2 separate regions of the Homo sapiens genome follow, and region 2 is linked to region 1. The links are chromatin contacts, found by Hi-C or POLR2A ChIA-PET in ENCODE. All regions are on one chromosome and are shown on one strand. The core of a region is the stretch at or near the end of the contact, and the rest is flanking DNA. Distances in the headings are between cores, read along the strand shown.

The links. A loop is a pair of places that touch in the nucleus more often than their neighbours do. ChIA-PET counts read pairs that join two places held with the same protein, here RNA polymerase II (POLR2A). Pooled maps may share reads with other maps.
Region 2: a loop to region 1 is called in a pooled map, with 3 times the contacts of the local background. The contact joins the enhancer-like site here to the promoter of CKAP2L in region 1. A Hi-C loop is called at or near these places in 2 of 50 pooled maps. POLR2A ChIA-PET finds 5 or more read pairs at or near these places in 2 of 52 experiments (Caco-2 and activated CD8-positive, alpha-beta memory T cell).

Annotation. Positions count from the first base shown.
Region 1 is chr2:112,759,536-112,767,193 of GRCh38, forward strand. It overlaps CKAP2L (cytoskeleton associated protein 2 like), which reads right to left and starts at 5,074. Exons shown (of 9, transcript NM_152515.5): 1 at 5,027-5,074; 2 at 2,968-3,034; 3 at 1,178-1,229. The coding sequence starts at 5,063. RefSeq lists an enhancer at 4,704-4,843 and a silencer at 5,294-5,453.
Region 2 is chr2:113,248,532-113,256,189 of GRCh38, forward strand. All of the region lies in intron 2 of PAX8 (paired box 8), which reads right to left. PAX8-AS1 (PAX8 antisense RNA 1) reads left to right here. Exons shown (of 6, transcript NR_015377.2): 2 at 2,236-2,375; 3 at 6,859-7,018. Among named protein-coding and RNA genes, the nearest start is that of PAX8-AS1, 16 kb to the left of the region's middle. Within about 2 kb of position 2,725, at least 3 of the 41 ENCODE cell types and tissues checked have a DNase peak (open chromatin) inside an H3K27ac peak, as active enhancers do.

The DNA of each region.
Region 1 (7,658 bases), core at 3,824-6,323:
CAGTATTGTCAACTTCCAGAGAAGCCTCTGGGAAGTCTGAATGAGGGCCCTTTCCAGTAGATTTTTCCTTAAGACTTGCATACTATACTGGTTCAATCTGCATAAAGTAAAAGTGTAACCCAGTGCTTCCCAAACGTTAAACCATTGTTCATAAATTTTGCCTTATATACATTTTGCTATCCTTCACAGTGTCTAATGATGTCATGTATACATACAACATATATATGTCTACATATGCATATGCATATGACTGAAATATGACTGAAGTGATTTGGTGAATCATTAAAACTTATTAAAATTCTCACCAGTGAGAATTTTTCACTTCAGGAAGCACTATTTTAGTTACATTTCAGAACACAGATAAAAACTTATATGTCTATATATGCATATGCATATGACTGAAATATGACTGAAGTGATTTGGTGAATCATTAAAACTTATTAAAATTCTCACCAGTGAGAATTTTTCACTTCAGGAAGCACTGTTTTAGTTACATTTCAGAACACAGATAAAAACTATGTTTTAAAAAACTAAAGGTGAGATTTTTATTGCAGATGAATAATCTGTGCCTCTTTCAGAGGGCTAATTTCTTCCATTTAAACTTTAAGTTAAGGATCCTTTACCATTCTATCTAATGTAGCTAAATTAAATTGATTAGGAAGCATATACTTGTTAAGTGGCTTGGAAGGTTCAATGCAAATGTTCTCTTTTAATGACTACTGAGCTATTTAACTTCATGGCAGCATACCAAAGTGGTTAAGATCACAGGCTCTCAGCTTTGTCACTTAATAGCTATACGACCTATTTAACCTTTCTGTGACTTAGTTTGCTTATCTGTAAAGTGGGGCTACTAATAGTAGCCTCATAAGATTGTGAGGACTCAGTGAGGTAATGCAAGTCAGAAAAGTATCAGGCACACAGTAAGCATTCAATAAATGTTAGCTATCAAGAGGACTAAAGTTCACTTGAGGCTTTTCTTGGTTAATAAAACTAAACTACTTTTCAAAAAATGTCATACTTTTCAAAAAATGATTGTCTCTTATTAAACCAAACTGTTTTTATATCTGTAAGAAATACCTTTCAAATACATGTTCTTTAGGTTGCTAACATCTTTATTATTTTTATTACTAATCATACTTATGAATGCATATTTTTAAAAAGACTAATTTCTACTTACAGATTTAGAAGGTGGTTGATTCTGGCAATTATTCTTGGATTTTAGATAAGGCCTATAAAAGACAAATTAAAATTAATCCTCAGCACAGAAGGATTCTAAGCTAAGCTTGGGAAGTACAGTGATTAAAAATTATGAATAGAATTTTAAATAATTAGAATTTCTGTAATGGCAAAATAATTCAAAATTATATTTAATAAAGTCTCCTTATCATCATTTCTTTAGTTCTGTATCCTCCCCCTTGGAGACCACCAACTGCTCCTACTCTTTTTTTTTTTGCCTTGTGATCCTTACAGAGACTGTCTATACATAAATCTAGCATTCTCACAATATTAATGAGATATATGTGTTTCCTTCATATTTATATAGTCTTACTCATTCACACATCATTCCTGGAGCACTGCAATGTGCCAGACACCGAAGACACAATGCCAAATAAAACCATTAACTGCTTCTTTAAAAAATTTCCGGCTGGGCGTAGTGGCTCACGCCTGTAATCCCAGCACTTTGGGAGGCCAAGGCAGGCGGATCATGAGATCAGGAAATAGAGACCATCCTGGCTAACACAGTGAAACCCCATCGCTACTAAAAATACAAAAAAATTAGCTGGGCATGGTGGCACATGCCTGTTGTCCCAGCTACTCGGGAGGCTGAGGCAGGAAAATGGCGTGAAACTGGGAGGCAGAGCTTGCAGTGAGCCAAGATTGCGCCACTGCACTCCAGCCTGGGCAACAGAGTGAGACTCCGTCTCAAAAAAAAAAAAAAAAAAAAAAAAAATTTCCTTGTTTTCAGTATCTTCAAATACTATCTCTTCTAACTTTAAGGGGGTAAAGAAATATTAAAAAAAAAAAAACCAAGACACACATGAAATATAGCTAGTGAGACAGGAAATGCAGAAAAAGGATTGGAAAACAGAGGTGAATTTAGAAGGAATCAATCTGCATGGACCAAAAACAATTGCTAGACTAACAAGGACTTTGATTATGACTTGTTTGATGTTTGTCTCTCCCATCTACAGCATAAGCCCTGGGAGGGCAGGAATGTCTGTCTTGTTAAGCGCCATTATCTCTAGCATCAGAAGTGACTGAGATGTTATAGGTACTAAATAAATATTTGTTGAATAAGTGAATTAGGTTCATTTAATCAAGGAAATAGAGGTGAGTAAACACCCAAGATAAAATAAAGGGTGAAAGCTAACTTTGTAAAAATTAATTTTCAAATAAATACTTAGCAACTCAAATGGGGAAAAAATTAATTAATGCTAAGAAAGGACAAATAACACGACAAAGATGGTAAGAATCTACAAAGGATAAAAATGAAGTGGACATGTTCTGTCTACCTTAACAGTAAATGCTAAGAGAATGACCCAAGAGCAGAGGGTATCACTCTGCTACGGAGGATTGATTGTAACTGGCTCTCCTGCCTTAGCAAGAAATGCCAGAACCATGGTCATTCAAGTTCTTGACCAAAAACTGCCTTCATGAGAATCAACTTCCCCAAGAAAAAAAAAGCAGAAACAGGCAAAGCTTCCAGCATGGTAGGTAATACTGACCCTTCTTCCCTCCTTCCTTTGGAGATTCACACAGTAATAATGCATAAAGCTTTGCCAATGGACTAAGCACTGCCCAGGGGTTTTTGTCATGCCTGGACTGAAATGCTCTTTTTGCGTTATCATAGAATCCCAGTGCAGTCTGAGTAGACTCTAAGCAAAAGGGACATTTTTCAAAAAGGCTTTAAATTGCTAGTACAAAGAAGGCAACAAAACTTGCGTAACTGTGGACAGATAAACTCACTTGGTGTTTTGGCTCTTCAGTTTTCCCTTGGCTGCAAGGTACTCCTGAAGCTTTCTCTGCCGCTCTTCTGCAACACAGGCAAGCAAACAAACGACATAACTTTAGTTCAAGATTTTAACCAGTTCATTAATATTCTAAAAGATGACACTTTTCTCTAGTGATTTTGCCTTTGCAACATAATGTTATAAAATCCCTAGTCCTATAAATGTGCCTTCAAGCTAACATCAACATCAACAATATCATTTATATGCCAGGCCTACACTAAGTTCTTTAAACTTACTACTTTTTTTTTTTTTTTTGAGACAGGGTCTTCCTCTGTCACTGAGGTTGGAGGGCAGTGGCACAACCACGGCTCACTGTTGACTTGATCTCCCAGGTTCTAGCAATCCTCACACCTCAGTCTCCTGAGTAGCTGGGAATACAGGCGTGTACCACCATGCTGGATAATTTTAAAAAAATTTTTTGTAGAGACAGGATCTCACTATGTTGCCAGGGGTGGTCTCAAATTCCTGAGCTCAAGTGACCCTCCTGCTTTGGCCTCCCAAAGTGCTAGGATTACAGGCGTAAGTCAAAGCACTCGGCCTAAATTTACATTATTGCTTTCAATCCACAAAACAATCCAATGAGTTTTTGCAATCTGAAATTCAGAGAGAGTAAATGTCATGCCCAAAGTTACCCAGCTAATATGTGGCAATTCCAGGACTTGAAAACAGGCTTTTCTAACCCTGGAGCTCACAGCCACTGTTCTCAGCTACAACAGTCTGTTTTGAAGAATTTCTGTTACTGGCCCACCTGAGCTGGTGAGCCAGGCCTGGTCTTACGTCTTTTGTTTTTTTACAGGGATGATGATTTTTACCCACAAACCCTTATATGGCTTCCTTTGTTGGTACTAAGGATAAAATACGCCCGGTCTGCTCACGGCAGACACCTATACTATGGTGACTTTCTACGCAAGCCATTTGTGAGGGGATGACAAGTCAATAATTTCTGCCTTCAAGAACTTTCAAACTAGTAGTGGAGATAAAATCAACACAGCAACAATTACAGTATAAGGTAAAATCTAAGGGCCATAAGAGACGAAAAGAAGTATGGGAGTTCAGAGGTAGGGCATAAATGAGGGGAGTAGGTGGCTAGAAAAGGTTAAAAGTAAATAATGATGTGAAGGAAGACAAAAAGACGACAGGGGTGCCAAACGACTCTTAACCTCATCTGAACGGAGTTGCCCTGTTTTGCTCTCTGATGCTCATGTATCTATCCTTAGAGACAGCTTGGCGGGCAATGTAGAGCGTAGGGGCTGACATAGGGGGTTGGAGTCCCACCTCCGTGACTTCTAGCAAATTAGCAAACTTTGCTGCTGCTAAGCCTATAAGGCGGACAGAAATGCCATCTTTAAAGCTTGTTATGTAAAGTGCCTAGGACCTCGTAGGCATCAACAGGAATAATGGATGAAACAAAACAACGGTGCGTATCTTGGAGAAAGTGGCATCTGAGCAGGAGTATTTTGAAAGGTAGGAAAGGGCTCCAAGCACATCTAAGAGATTAGGGAACGCAGAAGCCTTAGCCCTGGGTGCAGATTTAACCAATCAACTTCTAACCACCGCAGGCTGAGAGGTGTGGAGTGAGAGCCCCGCCAGAGGCAGGAGACCCGGGCTTCGGCCAGACCCCGCCTCCTGGCACAGAGGACCACGCCCGGCTCTGCCTGGAGCCAAATGTGGATCAAAACAGCGCGCAGCTTCCCACTGCTGGTGAAAACCCGAGCAAGGGGCCTCAGTTTCTTTATCCGGAACGTGGTGACAATGACATCTCTTTGCAAGGCTGCTGCAGGGCTTTCTGGAAATACGCCCGTGAGGTATCTGGGCCTGCGCACAGCCTCCCCCGCCCAGGACCCAGACGTCTACCTGGGGGTCCCGTCTGCGCTCCCGGGATGGAAAACGCCCAGGGGAAACTTAGGCAGGCGAGCGGACGGGCACCTCCCGCGGGACGAACTCACTCGGTGGCCTCCTACTTCCCCGGCCGTGTTCCAACGCCTGAGAATAACGGGAACAGCGGTCGTACTCACCGACAGCGGCAGCAGCGGTAGGCCCGGGCCCCACCATGACTCTTCAGTGACAGTTTTTCTTCAAACGCCGCGCCTGTAGCCAGGACCGGCGTGCCGCGCGTCCACGCGTCCTCATTGGCTCCTGCGGGTTTGAAACTCGCTAGTCGTCAGCACGGGAGGGCGGGACAACAGGCAATAGGCTCTTTGCGGTTGGCTCTGGCCTTGAGAACCCGACCTTGGGGCCCTTTGATTGGAAGAACGTGCAGCGCACCTCGGCATTGAGGGCGGCTTCCTCGGGGCGCGGCGCCGCCCGCCTCTGAGTGCGCCTGTGAGTGCGCCTCCGAGTGGGCGTGGGACCCTCCGTGGGGGCCTCAGCCGGGCTGGTGGTTGGGGGGCGGTTACGCTGAATCCAGCTGGGGTTGGCGCGCCGGGAGTCCCTGGGCGGAGAGACAGGGCGGTCCTCCCAGGATGCTGGGGCCGCTACCTGATTCTGTCCTTTCAAAGTCTCAGACTCACAGGAGCTGTGAAAAAATAATATTATAAAGAGGACATATGGGTCTTATGCATCTAAAGGCTCCTAGTTCTTAGTACTGCAGGGTGGCTCGTTTAATTGTGGTAAAATATGCATAACATCACATATACCATTTTAACCATTTTAAAGTGTTAAATTTTTCAAAAATGTGCAGTTTAGTGGTATTAAGTACCCTCACATTGTGGCACAGCCACCACTACTGTCCTTTCCAGAACTTTTTCATCTTCCCAAATGAAACCCTGTACCCGTCACTAACTCCGCACTCCTCCCTCCCCCAGCCCCAGGCAATCACCATTCTAGTTTCTGTCTCTATGGATTTGACAACTGTAGGTGCCATATAAGTAGAATCATGCAGTATTTGTTCTGTGACTGGCTTGTTTCACTTAGCATAAAGTATTCAAGGTTCATCCATGTGTAGCATGTGTCAGAATTTCCTTTCCTTTTAAGGGGGAATAGCATTTCGTTGTGTGGAGATGCCACATTTTGCTTCTTGGTCCATCCCTCTCCGGACACTTGAGTTGCTTCCACTTTTTGGCTATTGTGAATAATAATATGAACATGAATGCACAAATAACTCTTTGAGACTCTCCTTTTCATTCTTTTGGGTATATACCACGAAGTGGTATTGTTGGATCAAACGGCAATTCTATTTTTAATTTTTTGAGAAACTGCCTTACTCCTCTCACGGTGATCTCTTGTTCAAGGTATATTTTCGATTTCACCTGATCAGCTGACTATAAGGCCATAAGGCTAACGGAGAAACGCAGGCCTAGTTTCTCCTAGTTACTAGGAGATCGCAGGCCTCGTTGTCCTGAATCCCTAGACACACTTCATTCCCCTTGTTTTAATCCTAAATTTTTTTTCTTTTGAAGTTTGTCCTGTTTCATCTATTCTCCAGTTTCTTAAAGAGGTCTGGAAAATGCTTTTGGCTCCTTGTGTATGAAGGTTCCTCTTCCATGGATGCTGGAGAAGTCGTGTGTGGAGGGGCAGTCATATCTGGGCACCTGTTGGCCAGGTTCAGCTTACCAGTTGGGTACTCAGCAGGGCATGAAGCCACTGCAGCAGCCCTTCTCTTTAGCCGTAAATAGGGAGTTTGGAAGAGAGCCAGGGTTTCTGGATTTATGCATTTTGATATTTTCAATAGTGTATTAAATGTTTAAAATAGGAAAACTGATCATTATTTTTGTTAATGACTGAGAAAGGGACTCCTTCACCAACAGTTTCAGAAAAGTGAAGGCGGTTTTGTTTTGGTCTTTGTAGAATCTAGGTGGTTGAATGCATGTCAGTTGTAGAAGTCACCTTGCCTGATATCCCACGCAGTGCTGGAGTATTCCACAGACCCCATGTAGGTACTGCACCTTTGCAGGTATACTGCTGGTGTTGGTGAGCTGCCTTACCTGTCCTGTTATTGGAGACCCCTGCTTATTAGGAAACTTAAAATGAACTCAAATGAGCTTCCTTGCTTACTGGTCCTAGTCCTTTGGAGCAACATAGGCCAGTTCTGCCTCGTTTTTTTCCATCCTTTGGGTATTTGACGGTCTATTTTGTAGGACACAAAATGTGGGAAAATAGCTAGGCAGGTTTAAAAATTCTCAACTCTACCAAGCATGGTGGCTTATGTCTGTAATCAATCCCAGCACTTTGTGAAGCTGAGGCAAGAGGATTGCTTGAGCCTAGGAGTTTGAGACCAGACTGGGCAACATAGCAAGACCTCGTTTCTTAAAAAAAAAAAAAAAATTACAAAAATTAACCAGGCATGGTGGCACACACCTGTAGTCCCTTCTACTCAGGAGGCTGAGGTGGGAGGATCACTTGAGCCCAAAAGTTGAAGGCTGCAGTGCACTGTGGTCATGCCACCGCACTCCAGCATGGGAGGCAGAGCAAGACCCTGTCTCCAAATAAATAAATAAATTAAATTCTTAACTCATTCATCAAAGTATCCACTGTAGCTTTCCATGATCCTGGTGTTGTTTTTTTTAGAAGGATCTGGCTCCATTGCCCGGCTAGAGTGCAGTGGCATGATCTCAGCTCACTGCAGCCCCCACCTCTCTGGCTTAAGCGATCATCCCACTTCAGTCACCCATCTGGGTAATTTTTGTATTTTTTGTAGAGATGGGGTTT
Region 2 (7,658 bases), core at 1,475-3,974, 490 kb after region 1:
GAGGGTGGGAAGTGCCTTTGCTGGGCACACAGTGCCCATTATCACCCACTGACTTAGCACATTCAGAACTGCCTTGCAATGTCTCCTCAGGGGCCCAAGCTGTCTTCAGCAGAACACTCAATTTCCCTTTAATAAAGGGGGTGGGGGCCAGGTGCAGTGGCTGACATCTGTAATCCCAGCACTTTGGGAGGCTGAGGCGGGCGGATCACCTGAGGTCAGGAGTTCGAGACCAGCCTGACCAACATGGTGAAACCCCATCTCTACTAAAAGTACAAAAAAAAAAAACTAGCTGGGCATGGTGGCACATGCCTGTAATCCCAGCTACTCGGGAGGCTGAGGCAGGAGAATTGCTTGAACCTGGGAGGTGGAGGTTGTGATGATCCCAGATCGCATCATTGCACTCCAGCCTGGGCAACAAGAGCGAAATTCCGTCAAAAAAAAGAAAAAAAAGGGAGGTGGGGGTGCTCTAAGCCTCTGCCCTGGGCAGTAAGTCAGGAGGAAAAGCCCTCTGGCCAAACACCCAGCAAGAAGGATGCAATGACCCATCTTCCTGGTGGACACAACGGGTGAGCTTGGGCACAGCTTCCACCTATGCCTGTCCAGGCAAGTCTTCCTAGTGACTGCTTCTCCACTAGGGCTGGAAGAGTGCTTGGAGGGCCTTCAGGAGAGCCCAGATGGTGGGCAGAGGGGCCTTTGCCCAGTCCTAAGCCCATTCCTCTGGTCCTCACTGGCCAGAGTGCCATTTGTGAATTGCTGTAGCCATTTGCCCTCACTGCATCATTGTTGCCTTCCGGCTCTTTTGGGTCCAGGCACTGAACACAAGGGGGCGCCAGACAGCCACCCAAACACAGACAAGACCTTCAGCAGTCCAGCTTTGTCCTCATTTTCCAGAAGTTTCCGGGCCGTATCCACCCAAACCTAGGTGTTTAGGCTGGGACCTCTATATCTGAAAGCAAGGTTTCTTAGAGGTGGAGGTTCTTCACCTCTACAAATGTGAAGCAGGTTTAAAAAAAATGCCATTCTGGGGTGGCATGAATTGGGTATTGTGCCTTTTTTTTAAAAAAAGAAAACGACGCTGTAAGTTGTGTGGGACATTGCTCTTAATTATTATGAAGGACTGACTCGCATCCTTAGAAACCCAAACCCTCAGGAAGCCACCTGAGAGGTTATTTACCGTTATCAGCAAGCATTGTAGTGCTGGGAAAGATGCATTCACATTTCTGGCCCCTAAACGGTGAATTCTCTGGTGCTTATTTTATTTGACTGTCTTCTGAATGACTTTGTGTTACTGTGGAAAGAGTCTTGGGCCTGATCCCTTCTTTGACACTGCCTGTTTTAGTCTTATCATTTGAGAAAGTGGGTTTTTTTTTCAACCTTAGTGTTTTTATCTATCGAATGGAGCTTAACAAAACTTATGCCTGCTGCTGACTTAAACCCCTATAAGAAGATAGGGGGGCTGGGTGTGGTGGCTCACGCCTGTAATCCCAGCACTTTGGGAGGCCGAGGTGGGTGGATCACGAGGTCAGGAGATCCAGACCATCCTGGCTAACATGGTGAAACCCCGTCTCTACTAAAAATACCAAAAATTAGCCGGGCATGGTGGCAGACGCCTGTAGTCCCAGCTACTCAGGAGGCTGAGGCAGGAGAATGGCATGAACCCGCAAGGCAGAGCTTGCAGTGAGCCAAGATCACACCACTGCACTCCAGCCTGGGTGACAGAGCAAGACTCCATCTCAAAAAAAAAAAAAAAAAAGAAGATAGGGGGACCAGGATGGAGAAGTGTTTATTTAGATAAACAAATCTTGCTATAAATGTAACGTTTTTCTAATTTGTAATATTCCCATGGTTGAATGTTATGACCCAATCTTGGGAGTAGGACTAGGACTAGGGAGTGTTTTCTCAAACTTCAGTGTGCATCAGAATCACTTGGCAGTGAGGGTTATTAAAATACAGAGTACTGAGCACAATGCCCTAAGTTTCTGAATCAGTAGGTCTGGGATTGAACTAAGAATTTATGTTTCTAAGAAGTTTCCACATGGTGCTAATGCTGCTAGGCCAGGGTCACACTTTGAAAACCACTGGTTTAGGCCAGGTGATGGCTGGTAAATTAAGCGTAAGAGAATAACTCTTCATACTCCTCCAACATTCTTCTGACAATAATAATGATTGTTTGTATATTATGGTTTTCATTTCTTTTCAACTCAAGACATTGACCAAGTGCCTATCATGACTCAGGTACAAAGCACTGGGAATACAACCTTGAACAAGACAAGAATCCTGGCCTTCAAGGAACTTCGAACCTTTTGGGGGATATGATAAGACACATTAGGAATCACCATGTTAATGGTTATCTTTCTTGAAGGATATAAGTCCAGGTGCTTGGGGAGACCCGTAAGTGGTTAGAGGGAAGCTGCAAGGAAGAGTATCTAGGAGGTAACTAGGTGAAGAATTTTCTTCAGGGGGAAAGAAATCCATGCATAAAGTCTTGGTGCCTTCAAGAAATTGAAAGACATTTAGTGTGGCTGTAGGACAGGCAGGAAAGAGAATTTGGAAAGAGCCTGCTGGCTGCAGATGGAGATGGCCCCTATGGTTTGAAGTTTTAAGCTGAGTCTCTGCAATGGAAAGACCTTTGTCTTTCCTGTGTCCGGTGTGGGGGAGTGGACTCTTCTGGGTGAGTCACCACCAAATGCCCAGAGGTGGGTGCAGACTTCCTTCCTGCACTGGGGTTGGGGGGACGATTGGCGCCCACTGTGCTGACCACCTCTTCATGCAGCTGCAGGTGGGGTGGGCTTTGAGGCCGGAAGCCAAAAATGAGTAGGAGCCTCCTGGTTGGGCGGGAAGTGGGGTGAGGGGGGAAGGTGTGGCCCAGGAAGAGGTTTGAAGCCTCATAAGCAAAGACTCTTTGTATGTCTGGAGGATTGTGAGTGGGGAGGTGGGGTGGGTATGGGGGAGGAAGACAAGACCGCCTGGCCGGATGCAAGCAGGTTCCTGAGTGAAAGGTACTCAGACGGGAAATGCAAGCTTTCCTGGGGTCAGAGAGGACTTATCGTACAGTAAAGGGATTGGAGCTCAGCAAAGGTCTAGGTGAAGCTTGCTGTCCAGAAACATATCCTTTTGAAAAGTGACCATTCAGGGAGGTCTTAGGACTTTGTTGGTAATTTCTTCATCCTTTATAGAGCTCTGAGTAGTTGGGATGGCAGAAAGAAAACAGAGACACTTATTGACCAAAATTCTTGTTATATGCACCAATATCCAAACCCTTAAGATGTGGAAATCCTTTCTCCATGTTCCTATAGTCCTTTGCACAAATTCCTATCATAGCACTGACTGCATTGAACAGTAACTTTCTCTATTTGAGTTTCTTTATGAGTTACTCAAAGGCAGGGGCCCTGTCTTTGTCTACTGTAATTAGTGTTTTCTTATATACAAGTGATAGAAAAATGGTTTACATTGGTTATGGTTGTTGCATGGATTCCCATGATTCTGCATGGTGGGACCCCCAAATCCCATGCTTCAGTACTTTCCTCTTTATCCTTTTGCTTTATCTTTTGCGGCTCTGCCCAGTCCTAAAGTGGCAATGGCTCAATGTGGTGTTCTGCAAAAATTTCCACTTAACTATCTGGGGCTTTTTGCTTTAGTCCCATAGAGTGTCAAGGTGATAGCTGAGCCTTGGCAGGGCTATAGTGAGAGGTGCAGTGGCCTCTTTGGGTGCCTTTCAAATCATGCCAGGCCTATACGCCTTCCACAAAGGAAAGGCCTTGTCCATGCGAATCAGTCCCTGGCATTCTCAGCTTGGTGTTGTTGCCTTCCCCAGCTGCTCACTTGCAGGTCTGTGATCTCCATGTGCCACCTCCCAGCTAATCCTCTTGGCTTGGTGCCTTTCTGGAGTAAAGGCCAGGGTCTGTGCCTCCAACTGCTCCTGAAGAAAGTGTCCCAGGGCCATGGAATCCCAGTGTCCAAAGTCTGCACACTGGATCATGCCAGCACACATGAGGTTATGGGTTACCTGGACACATGAGACCCTTGGACTGGGTAAAAGAGGCTGGCATGCTGGAAAGCAGCATCCTGCATCTGCTGTTACCCCCAACTTGCTGCATGACCCTTGGTTACCTCTGTGCCTTACACTTGTCTTCCTAAGGGAAACTGTAGCCGAAAGACAGCAGCTAGGCAAAGCTGCGGCTTGTGTTTCTCATTGATCTCTTGCCCTTCTACCTGTGCTGGAATCCTACTCCGTCAATTATCCTCCCATTTAAAAACATTACTTACCTCTTCTTTTATACCAGGTCCTTCCCCTAAACGTACAAATGGAATTAAATTAATCTATGTTGCCTCTCCACCCCCTGACCTCAAAATACATTAAACAAAAAAAATTCTTCCCTTGACCATGATACTCTTCTTTCCTATTGTTTTCAACTAAATTTCTCAAAAAGCAGCTATACTTGCAGCCCATTCCTCCCTTCACATTCGGTGCTCAGCCTGCTCTGTGCCTCCTGCTTAGCATGTGCTTGGTGATGAGTGGCCATGGATGGACAGTGAGTGGTTGGAGGGTGCCATGTTCTCCCTCTTGAAGAGATTTTAGTGACAATCCCATCTCCTGATTCCTTATACCTTCAGTCTAGGCTTTTTGCTTTGCTTTAATGGGGTTCTGTTCCCTTATTTGCTCCATGACATATGTTTTCTCCCTTCAGGCTTCTCTTAGTTCTCAGTGTTTCTCTCCCCCTTCAAGGCCATCCTTGGTGATCCTACACACCCTTATTGTCATACCTACTACCCATCTCATGATGGCATCATGGGCATCCCAGGTAACCCCAGTCAGGTCCTTCCCCCAACTTTTGTTTTCAATTTCTATTGGAGATTTCCTCTTAGGTGATAAGGGGGCTCCTCCTCTAGTGTTGTCTTGGTTGGTAACAATACCAGCTGTCATGCAAGCTCAGGGCCTGCCCCTTCCACTCAACCTCCTGCCACCTGCCACCACACTCTCTGCACCGCACTGTCATCGGTCTTCTGCACAACCTTGGAAGTAACAGTGTGTCCCCAGCCTTGGGGCACTTGCACATGCTGTTCCCTCCTCCTGGAGCTCTTGTCTCCCTGTCGTATCTAGTTAACTCCTGCTCATCCTTTATATTTCAGCACTGAGTCACTTCCTCGGTGGCTTTGCTTTATCCTGCAGAGTAGGTTCAGGCTTCTGTTTGGGTGTTCTAATAACATGCTTTACCTTTCTTGAATGGCTGTCATAGAAAGGTAGCATCAAATATAACTGCTGTTTGGAATCTGGTTGAAAGTGAGGGGAAGAAAAAGTCTCATAGTCAAGGGAGGAATTTTGGGGGGACTGGGGAGGTATCATAGATAAATTTAATTGCATCTTTAGGTCCAAATTTTAATTTTACATTTTTTGCATAACTATATATGTATGAATCATAACTGTCTTCTATCACCAGATAGAAAGCTCCATGAGGGGAAGACTTCTTTCGTTTTGATCATTATTAAATTATATTAGGTGTTCAGTAAACATGTCACATGAATCAACTAATAGCCTTTATCTTTTTCCATTCTCTGCATATGGAATACTCACAAGACCACGTTTTACCTCCTAAATATTTACCTAACCAATACCTTCCTGTCTGTCCCCAGCATTCAAATATTCCTGCATTCATTTATCCATTCTACATGTATTTTATATGCCTACCATGTGGCAAACATTTTAATAGAACTGATTACATAGAATTGATTTCTACCTTCATGAAGCTTTCAGGCTAGGGATAGGTAGGCTGGGGATGGGTATATATTTAAAAAGTAAATACAGAAATAAATGTGTAATTACTACTTGGAATAAGTGCTAAGAAGAACACAACAGGGTGTAATGGGGTGGGGGTGCAAGAGAGAATGAGCTCAAGCTGATTAGGAAGATGTCTCTAAATGACATGTAACCTGAGTGGAAGGTGAGTAGGAGTTAACTACTCACCTGGACTCATTGGTCTCCACATCCAACCTTGCTCAAGTGAACCTTTGCTACCCAGCTCGGGAGCAACACATCTAAATCCTAGTCTGGCCATATCACTCCCATATTTAAGAATCCTTGCAAGGCATGGCATCATTTTCTTCATGGCAAAGTCCAAGCTACTAAATCTTGTAGACAATGCCTACCACTACCTGACCCTGACTTAGTGTTCAAGCCTCATTTCTTACCTGTCTGAGCCTTGAACCTGATGCCCTAACAACACAGAATTGCTTGCCATTCTTTCGCTGCATCTGAATCCTCTCCTGGGTCCTTGACTGTGTCCTCCATGCCTGGAGTGCCCGTCCTCACCTTCTCCAGATTGATTTCCATTCATGCCTTAGGAGTCGGTTCAGGAAGCTCCCTCCTACAGAAAGTCTTCCCTGGCTTTCCCTGCCTGCTCTCTTTGGTCCTTTCTTTTAAATAAGCCAGGACATAGTCTCAGTAAGCAGAATATAAGTGCCTGTTGGTTATTGAAAGGAAAGAACAAAGGAAAGAAGGGAAGAAGGAAGGAAGGAAGGGAAGGAGGAAGGAAGGAAGGACAGAAAGAAGGAAGGAAGGAAAAAAGAAGGAAGGAGGGAGAGAGGAATAGAGGGAAGGAGGAAGGAAGGAAGGAAGGAAAGAAGGAAGGAAGAAAAAAAGAAGGAAGGAGGGACAGAGGAATAGAGGGAAGGAGAGAGGGAAGGAGGGAGGGGAGGAGGGAGGGGAGGAGGGAGGGGAGGAGGGAGGGAGGAGGGAGGGGAGGAGGGAGGGGAGGAGGGAGGGAGGAGGGAGGGGAGGAGGGAGGGGAGGAGGGAGGCAGATCTACAAGTCTAGTGAAGCCCACACCTTCTTTGCCTTAAACAGAATTCTGTTTTCCACAGACACATATACTCACAGAAATGAGTTATTTAAAGAAGACGGTCCAGATTCCACAGTCCAAAAAAAAAAGAGGTTTGCCCTGCTTCTGAAGGAGTCAGGGTATGAATGCAGAGGTCTTCCTGTTGGCTCACATATCAGATCTTCAACGTCAACATTAAATGCGTGAGTGCTTGCCAGGCTCACACTGTTGAGAGCAGCTTTATGGTTGAATGTGGCAGTGTGTTCTGCAGGAGTCTTCTGTGAGATTAGTGCTACTCTTGCCATTTTACACCACTAAGGAAACTGTCACTGACTCTAGTCTTTGGAGTCTGAGCCAAGAAGTCTTTTTCTTCTAACCTGGGCCATAGAGACTCTATGGAGAATGATGGGAGGTGATCTACACAGACTCCTCCCTCACTGGGTTGATAGCTCTGTTGGGAAGATGTTAACATCCATCAGGGGAAAAAACCACGAGAGACAGCTCAAGCTAGGGAGGCAGAGGGTTAGCAGCAAATGCTACCCCTTCTGAGAACTCAGACATTCCAGACTCAGAGACCCCATGAGAAGTTTCTGACTCAGGACTGTGTAGGCAGTGCTGCATGCATATGCCTGCCAGGGCTCAATCAGTAAAAAAAAAAAAAAAAAGTTCTCCAGTTCTCATTGTCAAGGAGCTCAGTACTGTGTTCAAGGCCAAGGACATGATCAATCCAGTCTTAAAATCTGGTTTCCTCAGATCTCTTCTGGTATCAGCCAGGGCTTGGTCAGAGGACAGAAACCTTCCTAGGTATTTCAACAAAGGGGCTTTAATATGGGGAATTGTTGT